2 separate regions of the Homo sapiens genome follow, and region 1 is linked to region 2. Evidence: chromatin contacts called from ENCODE Hi-C or POLR2A ChIA-PET data. All regions are on one chromosome and are shown on one strand. The core of a region is the stretch at or near the end of the contact, and the rest is flanking DNA. Distances in the headings are between cores, read along the strand shown. Region 1 holds the start of INPPL1 (inositol polyphosphate phosphatase like 1). Region 2 holds the start of KRTAP5-8 (keratin associated protein 5-8).

Evidence for each region. A loop is a pair of places that touch in the nucleus more often than their neighbours do. ChIA-PET counts read pairs that join two places held with the same protein, here RNA polymerase II (POLR2A). Pooled maps may share reads with other maps.
Region 1: a loop to region 2 is called in a pooled map, with 4 times the contacts of the local background. The contact joins the promoter of INPPL1 here to the promoter of KRTAP5-8 in region 2. A Hi-C loop is called at or near these places in 2 of 50 pooled maps. POLR2A ChIA-PET finds 5 or more read pairs at or near these places in 2 of 52 experiments (Panc1 and activated T-cell).

Annotation. Positions count from the first base shown.
Region 1 is chr11:72,223,517-72,229,036 of GRCh38, reverse strand. It overlaps INPPL1 (inositol polyphosphate phosphatase like 1), which reads right to left and starts at 4,270. Exons shown (of 28, transcript NM_001567.4): 1 at 3,871-4,270; 2 at 784-847; 3 at 539-689; 4 at 190-310. The coding sequence starts at 4,052. RefSeq lists an enhancer at 2,020-2,379 and silencers at 3,785-3,994, 4,005-4,364, 4,915-5,314.
Region 2 is chr11:71,535,174-71,541,047 of GRCh38, reverse strand. It overlaps KRTAP5-8 (keratin associated protein 5-8), which reads right to left and starts at 3,023. Exons shown (of 1, transcript NM_021046.3): 1 at 1,839-3,023. The coding sequence starts at 2,992. The coding sequence ends at 2,429. RefSeq lists an enhancer at 5,623-5,682.

The DNA.
Region 1 (5,520 bases), core at 3,021-5,520, 690 kb before region 2:
CTCTGCCCCATCCCTAGAGGAGATAGTACCTGTGGCAACCAGGGCGGGATGGATCAGGTTATCTGCCTCTGGGCTGAGGTGGGGTGGGGGTCCCTGGTGGGGTCTTAGAAGGCCTCCCCACCTTTGGTAGGGAAATAGTTCTCAGAGGAGAAAGGGTCTCCTGTTCAGTGGATGGGATGGGGGTCTCACCTCTCAGCAGCTGGAGCTGTGGGAGTCTCAGGAGCTGGCAGGGGACTGCTGGGCCCAGTGGGGGCAGAAATGCTGGTGGAGCCAGAGCGCGGGGGCAGCGGGGGCTTCTCATCCTCCCCATCTGTGGGCAGGGGTCAGTGGGCAGCCGTTTGGGCCTCCCACACTCAGTGGAGTAGGAGGCACGATGCAGCTGTAAAGTGACTTCCATGGAAAGAGGGTTAAAGGGCCCCGGCATCATGGCCAAGGGAAAGGGGGTTACAGGAGAGGTGGGGTTGAGAAGGGGGGATGGGAAGAGGCAGGTAGAGCCAAGGGACAGGGGCAGGGAGGGGACCTGCACACTGGGAAGTACCTGAGGCATCCCGGTCATCCGGTGGGTCCGGCTCTCGCTCACCCTCTACAGGAAGAAGCAGGGCGCACACAAGGCCCTGGTTGGGCTGGGCGTACAGGCCGATGAGCTCACCCAGGGTCTGGAAGCGGCGCACAGGCACACCCTGCGAGGTCTGTGGGCCAGCAAGGGTGGGAGGAAGGGTCAGCCAGCAGGTCCCCAAGCCCTAGGCTGGATCAAGGTCAGGGGTCAGGGGCCCAAGCTCCTACCTGCACAGCCAAGAAATCTTCTCCATCAGGCAGAATGCGATACGTGTGCACATGCTTCTGATACCTGATGCCAAGGCAGGGCCAGAATCTGTCACCCCCAGGCTGGGGTCTAAGACCCAAAGCACCCCTTCCTCCTGCCAGCAAGCTCAGCACCCCAACCCCCTCAGCTTGGTTTCCCTAAAACCACCTGCCCAGGCTGCACAGGGTTAATGATGTGGCCGGTCCACTTCCACCCTCCTGGTGTTGCCTATTGGGCAGGAATGACCAGAACACCCCCGTCTCCCCACCAGACCTACACAGACTCCACACCCACCACAGGGCAGGGCCTGAGAAGCAACAGGGAGCTCTTTTGTGGCCTCCACAGCTGTCTAAACAGCCCCTCTGGGCTGTGGTACCAGTCTGGGCTCCCCGCCAGAGTAAGAGTCTTCAGAAGCCTGGTTAGCCCATTTGCACACACGGGCAACGTGCTAACACGTGTGTATGCCTCCTGTGTTTATGCTGCTCTCTGGCTCTGCTGGAGTCGGGTATGTCTAGGGCACTTGTGCCGAGGAGTGTGGGGGCATCACCCTAGGCCTTCCCACCAAAGAGGGCCCCCATGGGAGACCTGGGCCTCTAGGAGCCCCAAGCCAAGGAGGGGCAAGAGGGGTGCTGACAGACAGGAGCCGCAGTTGAGCAGGTGGCAGCTGAGCCAGGTGCACAATCAGCGGGGGATGGAAGATCCTCTGCCTCCGCACCTCAGGGCATGCTTCCCCAAGGAGTCACCCAGGAGTCACCCTAGGTGACTCTCCTGGCTGCTTATGCTGGGTGAGTGTCTGTCACCAGGTGTTCCTTTGTAGACTATTACAAACACTATCTGTGTTTATTACAATAGCATACCATTAACTGAATCCTATCTGTGACACGCTGGGTACCCAGTGTCCTATAAATCTTACTTAATTCTCACACTTCTAAACAGATATTATTATCCCCATTCTCCAGCTGAGGAAACAGGCTCAAAGAATAAAAGTGATTTTCCTAAGGCCACAGAGTAAGTAAAAGGTGGAGTTGGGATTTTAAACCATGGCAGAAGCCAGGGCCAGTATCCTAGCTTGCTGGTCAGATTGCCTGTGCCTGCTGGGGCAGGGGCGTGTCTTGCATGTTATCCATGAACACCCGGAATGTATACAGGTAAGCAAGTATGTGTGTATTTGGCAAATCTAAGATATTGCCCACGTCTGATCGCCCACGTCTGATCCTTACCCCCAGGCTCTTGAGATGCGGGGAAGAGCCAGAGTCAGCTGGCAAACCTGAAGCCCCCACTCACAGACAGACCCCTCACCCCATTCACAGCCTCCCTTGGCAATGAGGCCAGGATTCTCCCCCTCCTGGGACAATAATGTTCCTCACCCAGACACAGGCCCCAGCTGTCCCCCTCCCACTCAACAGCTGACCCAGCACCTGCCTCCCTCCCCAGCCTAATTAGGGGGTATGCCTCAGAGGGGGCTGGGAAGCAGGACTTGGGGATATTCATCTGCCTAGTCTGTCCCTCCTTAGTCTCCCCCTACTGGGCCTCAGACTTGAGGCCTAAGCTAAGACTTATAGGGCCCCTTCCTTGTTGGGTCAATTGCCTAGGCTAGAGTTTTTCAACCTCCATACCACTGACATTTTGGATTGCACAGTTCTTTGTTGTGGGGGACTCTCTTGTGCACTGTAGAATGTTTAGCAGTATCCCCGGCTTCTACCCACTAGATGTCAATAGCACCATCCCAGTTGTGACAATTAAAAATGTCTCCCCAGCTGGGCGAGGTGGCTCCACCTGTAATCCTAGCACTTTGAGAGGCCGGGGCAGGTGGATCACTTGAGGTCAGGAGTTCAAGACCAGCCTGGCCAATATGGTGAAACCCCATCTCTACTAAAAATACAAAAATTAGCTGGGCTTGGTGGCGAGCGCCTGTAATCCCAGCTACTGGCGAGGCAGAGGCAGAAGAATCACTTGAATCCAGGAGGCGGAGGTTGCAGTGAGCCGAGATTGCACTACTGCACTCCAGCCTGGGCAACAGAGCGAGACTCTTTCTCAAAAAAAAAAAAAAAAAAAAAGGTCTCCCCTGGTCTAGGCTAATGTGCGCCCCGACCAAAGATGTCAGGAGAACAAAGGGGTAAGGAAGGTACAGTGGGACAGGAGTTTGGGAGGGGGTTCACAGAGCTAAGAAAGATCTAAATAAAGATCTAAATAACTGATCTAAATAAAGCAGCCCCCACAGATTCCCACTCACTGGGCCCACAGAAGCCAACTCAATGTCAGACTGCAGGGCAGGAGGTACAAAGCCGCTAGAAGGCTGCAAAACCAAGAGTGCTAACTCACCCCAGCACCACTACCAACCACACTGGGCTGAAAGGCACAGCCACAGGACCTGGCCCACTCAGAGAAGCACCAAGTCTGGCTCTGCTCTCACTCAGCACTCATAGCTCAGGGCTAGGGCAGCCAGGTAACCAGGGCTCAAGCCCAGAGCCAGGGCTCAAACACTCACTCATTGGTTCAGAAATAATGGCAAGGTCCCATACAGCCTCAGCCTCTGCTTCCCCAAGCCTTCCTCTCTACACCACCCATCACCGCCCCCACCACCCATACACGGCCAGGCAGAACCCCAAAGCACCGAAAGGGGCCCTAAGGAAGCTGCCAGGCATCCCCACACACCCCGTCAGTCCCTCTGCCCCGACTCCCTCTCCTGCTCACCACTCAGTCCCTATCCAAACGGGACTGCACACAACGTGGAATGCACATCCTCTCCCCTGCTCCCTTCTACCTGGAGGATGCCTGAAGGGGTCTGCCGGGGAATGCCCGAATTTTTCGTCATCACAGTCACACTGGGCCACAGAACCCCATATTCTCTACCCTCAAGGCTCCTGAAAGTGCCCCCAGACACACAGCAGGAAGTGCCCCTGCGTCCCTCCTCAGACCCAGGAGAAAGCCAAGGCTCCCACTCTGGGGGGTGGAGGCGGGTCTGGCGTCCCACCGCCCCAGAAACCCTCACCCGGGCCCTTTCCACACCCGGCCGTGCCCGCGCTCCCGGTCCACGCCAGCCCGCAAGGAGCCCCCGCCCCACTCACAGGACGCAGAGCGCGAAGGCCCCCGCCACGCTCTCGCTGTCTCGGACCAGGAAGCTGCCATCGCGGCCCGCCCGGGCCAGCAGCTCCTCCGCGGCCGCCCGGCTCAGGTCGCGGTGGTACCAGGAGGGGGCCTGGCTGCCCAGGGCGCCCCCCGGGCCCGGCGCCCCGCAGGCCGAGGCCATGGCCCGCGCAGGGCTCAGCACCGCCCGCCCCCGCCGCCCCGCGCCATCCGCCCCGAGACGCTCAGGGCTGAGGCTGGGGCCGGGCCCGGGGCCCGGGCTTGAGGATCCGTGGGCCGGACAGAGCCGGGGATCGGGACTCAGCACTCCGCCGCGCAGGCCGCCTCGTTCACCGCGCAGCCGCCGCTGCCTGCAGCGCCGGCCTCAACTTGAAGAGAAAGAAAAGTTTGTTCAGAGGCGGCGGGGGAGGGGCAGGAGCGGAGCGCAGGGCCGGCTGCCGCCCCCTCCCCCTCCGCTCGGCCCGCAGCCCGGGCCGCCCCTGCCCCCAGCTCCTCCTGCGGGGACGGTGCCCCCACCTTCCCGAAGGGCCCGGGACCTCCCAGACCCCACAATGATCCTGCCCCCATCATTCACCCGAGGAGATCCAGTCCCCAAATCCCCATCGAAATCCGAGTCCCCCCATCCTGGCCCCGACACTTCGGGATCCAGGCACCCCCTGGAGAATTCAGCGCTTCTCAGTTCTCCCAATGATATGACCCCTAAGCCCCATAAAGGTCTGATTCCACTCCATGGCTCTTCCTCTCGTCCCCCTTACAGCTTGGCTGCATCGAGTTCCCCAAACCTGCGAAGGATCCAGGACCACCCCCTACCCATCCTCTTCCCTCCACCCAAGCGGGCGGGGCCCCCAACTCCTGCGAAATGCAGCCCCCTCTTAGATCTGAACCCCCAACTCCACGGGAACCGTCCCCCGGCAAAGCCTGCGGGGAGATTCCCTGGCTAACCAGGCTTCTGAAGATTCTTACTCTGGCGGGGGGCCCAGACGAGGTGCGACGTTCTCGAGCCTCTCACGCAGCCCCTCCCAGCCCCGCAGAGCCCTTCCCCCTCTCGGCCAAGTTCCCCAGCACCACCCCCCACACCCGCAGGCCGGGCCTTGAGGGGGTTCAGCAGTCCGAAGCCAGGAGGATCCCTGGCCCGTCTAGTAGAAAGTTCCCTCCCGGGATCCCGGCCGCCGCACGCAGACCCCCACCTCCCGGGCTGCTCCGGCGCCCCCTTCCCCGGACAGCGGCCCTGGGCTCCAGGCGGCCACTTAAGATGGCCATCCGCGCGCGCCCCCGCCCTCCGCGCCGCCCGCCCCGCCCCGCGCCGCCCCGGGGAGCCGGGGGCAGCACCGCGCCTCGCCTCACCCCGCCCCGCGCCTCGGTCCCGGAGCCGCTGGCCCACTGGGTGACCTCGGGCAAGTCGCGGCGCGGGGTTGAGCGTCGGCTTCCCGCTCTGGAAAATGGGGATCCTGTGGCGAGGGCCGGCTCTGGGGGCCGAGCTCGTACCGCGCTCGGCACCGGGCCTGGCGCCCAGCCCGCGCTCCCGAACGGCGGCTATTTTTATTATTAATTAAGGAGAAACGAAGGTGACAGCTGTGTAAACTGTAAAGCGCGGCTGCGGAACGAACGGGTATTATTAGCACTCGCCCCCG
Region 2 (5,874 bases), core at 1,774-4,273:
ACTTATTCACTATCATGAGAACAGCACAGGAAACACCCACCCCCGTGATTCAATTACCTCCCACTGGGTCCCTCCCACAACACAGGGGAATTGTGAGAGCTACAGTTCAAGATGAGATTTGGGTGGGGACAGAGGAAAACCATGTCAGCCTCTGAAGTGGGGACAGTCTTGTGGGACTGAGCCCTTCGCCTGTGGGATCTGAAATGAACTCTGTTTCAAGATGGGAGTGAATTGCAGGACACCCAGCTGGTGTCAGAGAATTGGTCAGTGTGGAAAGAGGCAGAAAATTGAGTAGTGTGGGGAAAACCCGCACATCAGGAATGAGAGTGTTCTGTGTGAGAGTGTAGAGAAACTACGTTTTTCTCAGATTCATGCTGACAACAGAAGCAATACCACAGGTGGAAGAAAACAGAGAGGGCCTCTTTCTGGTCCAGCCACAGGGTGGAGGCCGTTTTTGACTTTCACCTTCCTCTGTGGGTCCAGCTCTCTCTTGCTTGTTGGCTCTGAGGATTATTTTATTTTTTCAACAGCTCAGTGACTTAAAAAATATATGTTTTAAATACAGCACTTTAAAACTTTATTTATTTATTTAGAGATGGAATCTCATTCTGTCACCCAGGCTGGAGTGCAGTGGTGCAGTCTGGGCTCACTGCACCCTCTGCTTCCCGGTTTCAAGCGATTCTCCTGCCTCAGCCTCCTGAGTAGCTGGGATACAGGCGCCCACCACCATGCCCGGCTCATTTTTGTATTTTTAGTGGAGACGGGGTTTCACCATGTCCTTTGAGAAGTTCCAGGTTGTGAATAGTGTCTAGTCAACCTTACTTACTAAAACAGAAACTCAGAAGCACATTCTAAAAATTCCGTGTTGTTGAGTTTTCACTTTCTTGTCACAGTTCCATCAGACACTCACGGCCTGCCATCCTGTGAGAAGGTGGCTTCCCGAGCAGCCTCCCGTGCTCTGCTGTTACAGACGCCTGGGTCTGGGGGCTCCAGCCTTGCAGCCCACCTCCTCCTCCGCCAGCTCCTGCCTTCCCTCCCCATGAGTCGAACATGCCGGACTTTGGTCTAGGCCCTCCAGCCTCCGGAACTGGGAGAAATGGTGTCTGTTGTTCCGTCTTCCAGGCTTACTCTGTGGGTTTTGTTCTGGCAGCCCGAGCTGACAGAGGCAGCAGGGAAGGGACAGTTGGGGGCCTGAAGCAGAGGTCTAGGTAGGGAGGTGTCACAAGAAGGCAGGAAGGAGGTGTCTTAGGATGTCTTCCAGGAGATGCTGTGGGATTTGGCGACTTGTAGGGGAGAGAAGCCCAAGGGGCCTCCCAATTCTGTATCCTGGAAGATGGGAAAGATGGTGATGCCCCAAGCCAAGTGGATACCACGGCTGAGTTGTGCCCCCTGGTACATACGTTGGAGTCCTCACTGCAGTATCTCAGAATGGCACCTTATTTGGAGATAGATCTTTACAGGGGTGATTAGTTAAAACGTGGACATAATGGAGTAGGGTAGGCCCTAATCTAATCTGTGTCCTTATACAAAGAGATGAGGACGCAGACACACACAGAGGGACAAGCACATGAGGATATAGGGATGGCGGCATCAGTAAGCCACGGAGGGAGGTCTCAGGAGGACCCGGCCCTGAGGCACCTCGATGGCAGATTCTGGCCTCCAAACTGTGAGACGATCCACTCCCGTTGCATAAGCCACATGGTTTGTGGGGCAGCCCTAGCAAACTCACACAGCAGGGAACGGGGGGTTCCCAAATGCCTGGGAGTGCGACTCTGTGAAAATTGTACATTTATCTAATCACACAGAAGTTGAAACAAAAGAATCACAACGCAAACTCGTGGGAGGTGTGGATCGTATTTATTTAGAAGATTCAGCCTAGGCACTTACAAGGCGAAGCCCTGGGGAAAGAAACAAGGCCAGGTCAGAGGTAGAAGAGGAGACTGGGCGCCCCTCCTCCTCAGGAGAGGATCCTGGGGTCTCTAATAATTCTGAGTCCTCTAGGTCAACTCCAAAAACAATCGGAGCTGTGGCAGCTCAGGCAGGATGAAGATGAAGGGTGGAGGAGCCAGGAGGTTGCAGGGACCGGGGAGAGGCGGCAGCAGGTCGGAGGATTCCAGTTTCAGTGTGTTTCCAGCAGGCTCACAGGAGGGGCCCAGGGATGTGGGATCTTGAAGCCCTGAGAAGGTTGAAGTGATGAGGTCAGGAAAGGAAGAGGGGATTCTGGGAGGGTTGATGGGCAGCACCCAGCATGCCAGAAGCCCTCATGACCTCAGAGGCTGAGCAGCTGAGTACTGAGCCCTGGACGCTAGGCTGCCTTAGTCCAGAGGAGGACAGACTCAGAGATGTGCTTCAGGAATTCAGGACACAGCTACAGTCATTCCTGGAGAGCCCAGATCTGTGGGACCAGCTGAGATTTGTAGGCAGAGCCTCAGATCTTGCACTGGCAGCAAATTGGGACACAGCAGCTGGACTGGGAACAGCAGGGCTTGCAGCAGCTGGACTGGCAGCAGGATGACCCACAGCCTGAAGAGCAGCAGCAGGGCTTACAGCAGCTGGACTGGGAACAGCAGGGCTTGCAGCAGCTGGACTGGCAGCAGGATGACCCACAGCCTGAAGAGCAGCTGCAGGGCTTACAACAGCTGGACTGGGAACAGCAGGGTTTGCAGCAGCTGGACTGGCAGCAGGATGACCCACAGCCTGAGGAGCAACAGCAGGGCTTATAGCAGCTGCACTGGGAGCAGCCACAAGAACCACAGCCTCCCTTGGAGCCCCCACAGGAGCCACAGTCCCCCTTGGAGCCCCCACAGGAGCCACGGCCCCCCTTGGAGCCCCCACAGGAGCCACAGCTGGAGCAGGAACAGGCTGGCACACAGCAGCACACGGGCTTGCAGCAGCAGATGGGCACACAGCAGCTAGAGCCACATCCCCCACAGCCAGAGCCGCAGCCCCCACAGCCGGAGCCACAGCCTCCAGAGCAGCCACAGCAGCCCATGGTTCTGGTGGGTTGAGGGTGGAGCAGGTAGAGGAGCAGGTGAGAGGGAGGTGTGCAGGTGTGGAACTCCCTGAGCCTGGGCCCTTTATATCCCTGCCCAGGTGTTTATACTGAACACATGAATACTTCTGTTGTTGTTTCTGCTATTTCACATGCACGAGTGTTATTTTTAATCTCTTCACAATCCCATGAGCCGCCATCAGCTCCAGCCAAGCTCTCCTTTCCTTGGTTTCTAAATTTGGCCTCTTCCTCATAGGTGTTTCCCTTTGTTAGAAGACACTGGGCTCCCTCTCCAGCAGGTGTCCCGGGAGCCTGGGAGACGGTGGTGGCTTGGCCAGCGGGTGGACCATTTTCCTTGGCGCTCAGGGCTCTCCTCAGCGATGCAGACCCTCCACCCCCTGGCATTGGTGTTTATATCAACGGTGGTCATTTTGTAAAAAAATTAAATAAAATTAAAACTAACAAAATAAGCTGAAAGAAAAGGCTGTCTATAGGTTCCACCGCTTAAAAATTTCCAGGATAAATATTTTGTCAAATTTGTAAAACACAGTTTTGAAGAGCGTGGATTTGAGTGTGGCCCTGGTTCTCCTTTGTCTTTCTTACCTCTTCTTCCTGTGGTTCGGCTCACTCCTCCAGACACGGATTAGACCCACGTTCCCTTCAGGCAAGCTGGGCTCACAGAGGGAACAGAGGAACGGGACCCTTTCTAATGCTTTCAAGTTTTCCTCAATTAAGTCTTTGTAAAAATTCCACAAATCAACAGATATGCTTCAAATTTATTCTCCTTGAAGGCTACAAAAATTTTGATTAGCCATCCTCTCTAATGTACTTTTATTTTCCGAAGATTAATTTTAATTTTATATTGAGGTAAAATTTACATGCAGTGAAATGCTTTTTTTTTGAGACTAAATCTCACTGTGTTGCCCAGGCTGGAGTGCAGTGGCATGATCTCGGCTCACTACAACCTCTGCCTCCCGAGTTCAAGCAATTCTCCTGCCTCAGCCCCCTGAGTAGCTGGGATTACAGGCGTGTGCCACCATGCCTAGCTAATTTTTGTATTTTTAGTAGAGAGGGGGTTTCACCACGTTGGCCTGTCTGGTCTCGAACTCCTGACCTCAAGTAATCCACCTGCCTCGGCCTCCCAAAGTGTTGGGATTACAGGCATGAGCCACCACACCCGGACTGCATTTTTTTTTTTTTTTTTTTTTTTTTTTTTTTTTTTTTGAGGCAGTGTCTCATTCTGTCGCCCAGGCTGGAGGGCAGTGGTGCGATCCTAGCTCACTGCAGCCTTGGCCTACCAGCCTCTGCACATACTTTAAGTGTACAATTCCATGAGTTCCGCTAAACATGTACTCGTGTGCCCATCACCCCAACCATGACCAACTGCTTCAACCCCAGAAGGTTCACTTTCACGGCCTTCCCTTCCTGCCCATCACTACAGGCACAGCTTTGCTGACTAGTTTTGCCTGCTATTGAATGTCGCGGAAATGAAATCATTAAAAATGTACTCTGGTTTCTTTCCCTCACGATGTTATTGTGTGTGTCAATGATTTGCCCTTCTTCTTCTTCTTCTTTTTTTTTTTTTTGAGACAGGGTCTTGCTCTGTCACCCAGGCTGGAGTGCAGAGTGGTGCGCTCATGGCTCACCGCAGCCTCGACCTCCTGGGCTGAGGCAATCCACCTGCCTCAGCCTCCCAACGTGCTGGGACTACAGGCATGAGCCACCACGTCTGGCCTTATTCTTCTTTTTTAATCATCGCGTAGTGTTTCGTGTAAAAATACTCTCCACGGCGTTCCTCCATTCTCCTGTTCATAGATATTTGAATTGTTCGCAGTTTGGGGCGATGATAAATAACACATAATCATGCCTTCCAGTCCTTCCGTATTCATGTTTTTGGTTTTAATTTTTTGGTTAAATATTGAGGACTGGCCTTGCTAGACCATAGAGTAGTGTATGCTTAACTTTCTAAGAAACAGACAGCTTTCCAAACGCTCAAGCTGCTTTCCCTTCTCCTCAGCAATGCCTGAGAGCGTCCGCTGCCCCAGGCCTGTCAGTACCGCCATTGGGTTTTCAAATGTGAGGCGTCGGATGGGTGTAAAATTGCCTCTCATGTGGATTTTGATCTGCGTTTCTCTGATGACTAATGTTTGTGAGGGTCTTTTCTTGCACTTACTGGTCATTTTCACATCTTTCTTGTTAAAAGGTTTTGTTAAAATTGTTTGCCCACTTTATTGTAGGGTTATTGAGTTGTTGGAACTCTTCATAAATTCAATATCAAGAATATATGAATGAAATGCTTTGCCATATGTATGTATATATATATATATTTACACATGTATTTTATATACATGCATATATGTGTGAAGGGGGCCAGCCCCTCCACACCTGTGGGTATTTCTCATCAGGTGGGACGACAGACTGAGAAAAGAAATAAGACACAGAGACAAAGTATAGAGAAAGAAAAGTGGGCCCAGGGGACCGGCACTCAGTATACGGAGGACCTGTGCCGGCACAGGCCTCTGAGTTCCCTCAGTATTTATTGATTACTATTTTCACTATCTCAGCGAGAGGAATGAGGCAGGAGAGCAGGGTGATAGTGGGGAGAAGGTCAGCAAGAAAACATGTGAGCAAAGCAATCCGTGTCACAATTAAGTTCAAGGGGAGGTACTATGCCTGGATGTGCACGTAGGCCAGATTTATGCTTCTCTCCACCCAAACATCTCAGTGGAGTAAAGAATAACAGAGCAGCATTGCTGCCGACATGTCTCGCCTCCTGCCACAGGGGGGTTTTTCTGTTATCTCAGAATAGAACAAATGTACAATCGGGTTTTACACTGAGACATTCAGTTCCCAGGGACAGGCAGGAGACAGAGGCCTTCCTC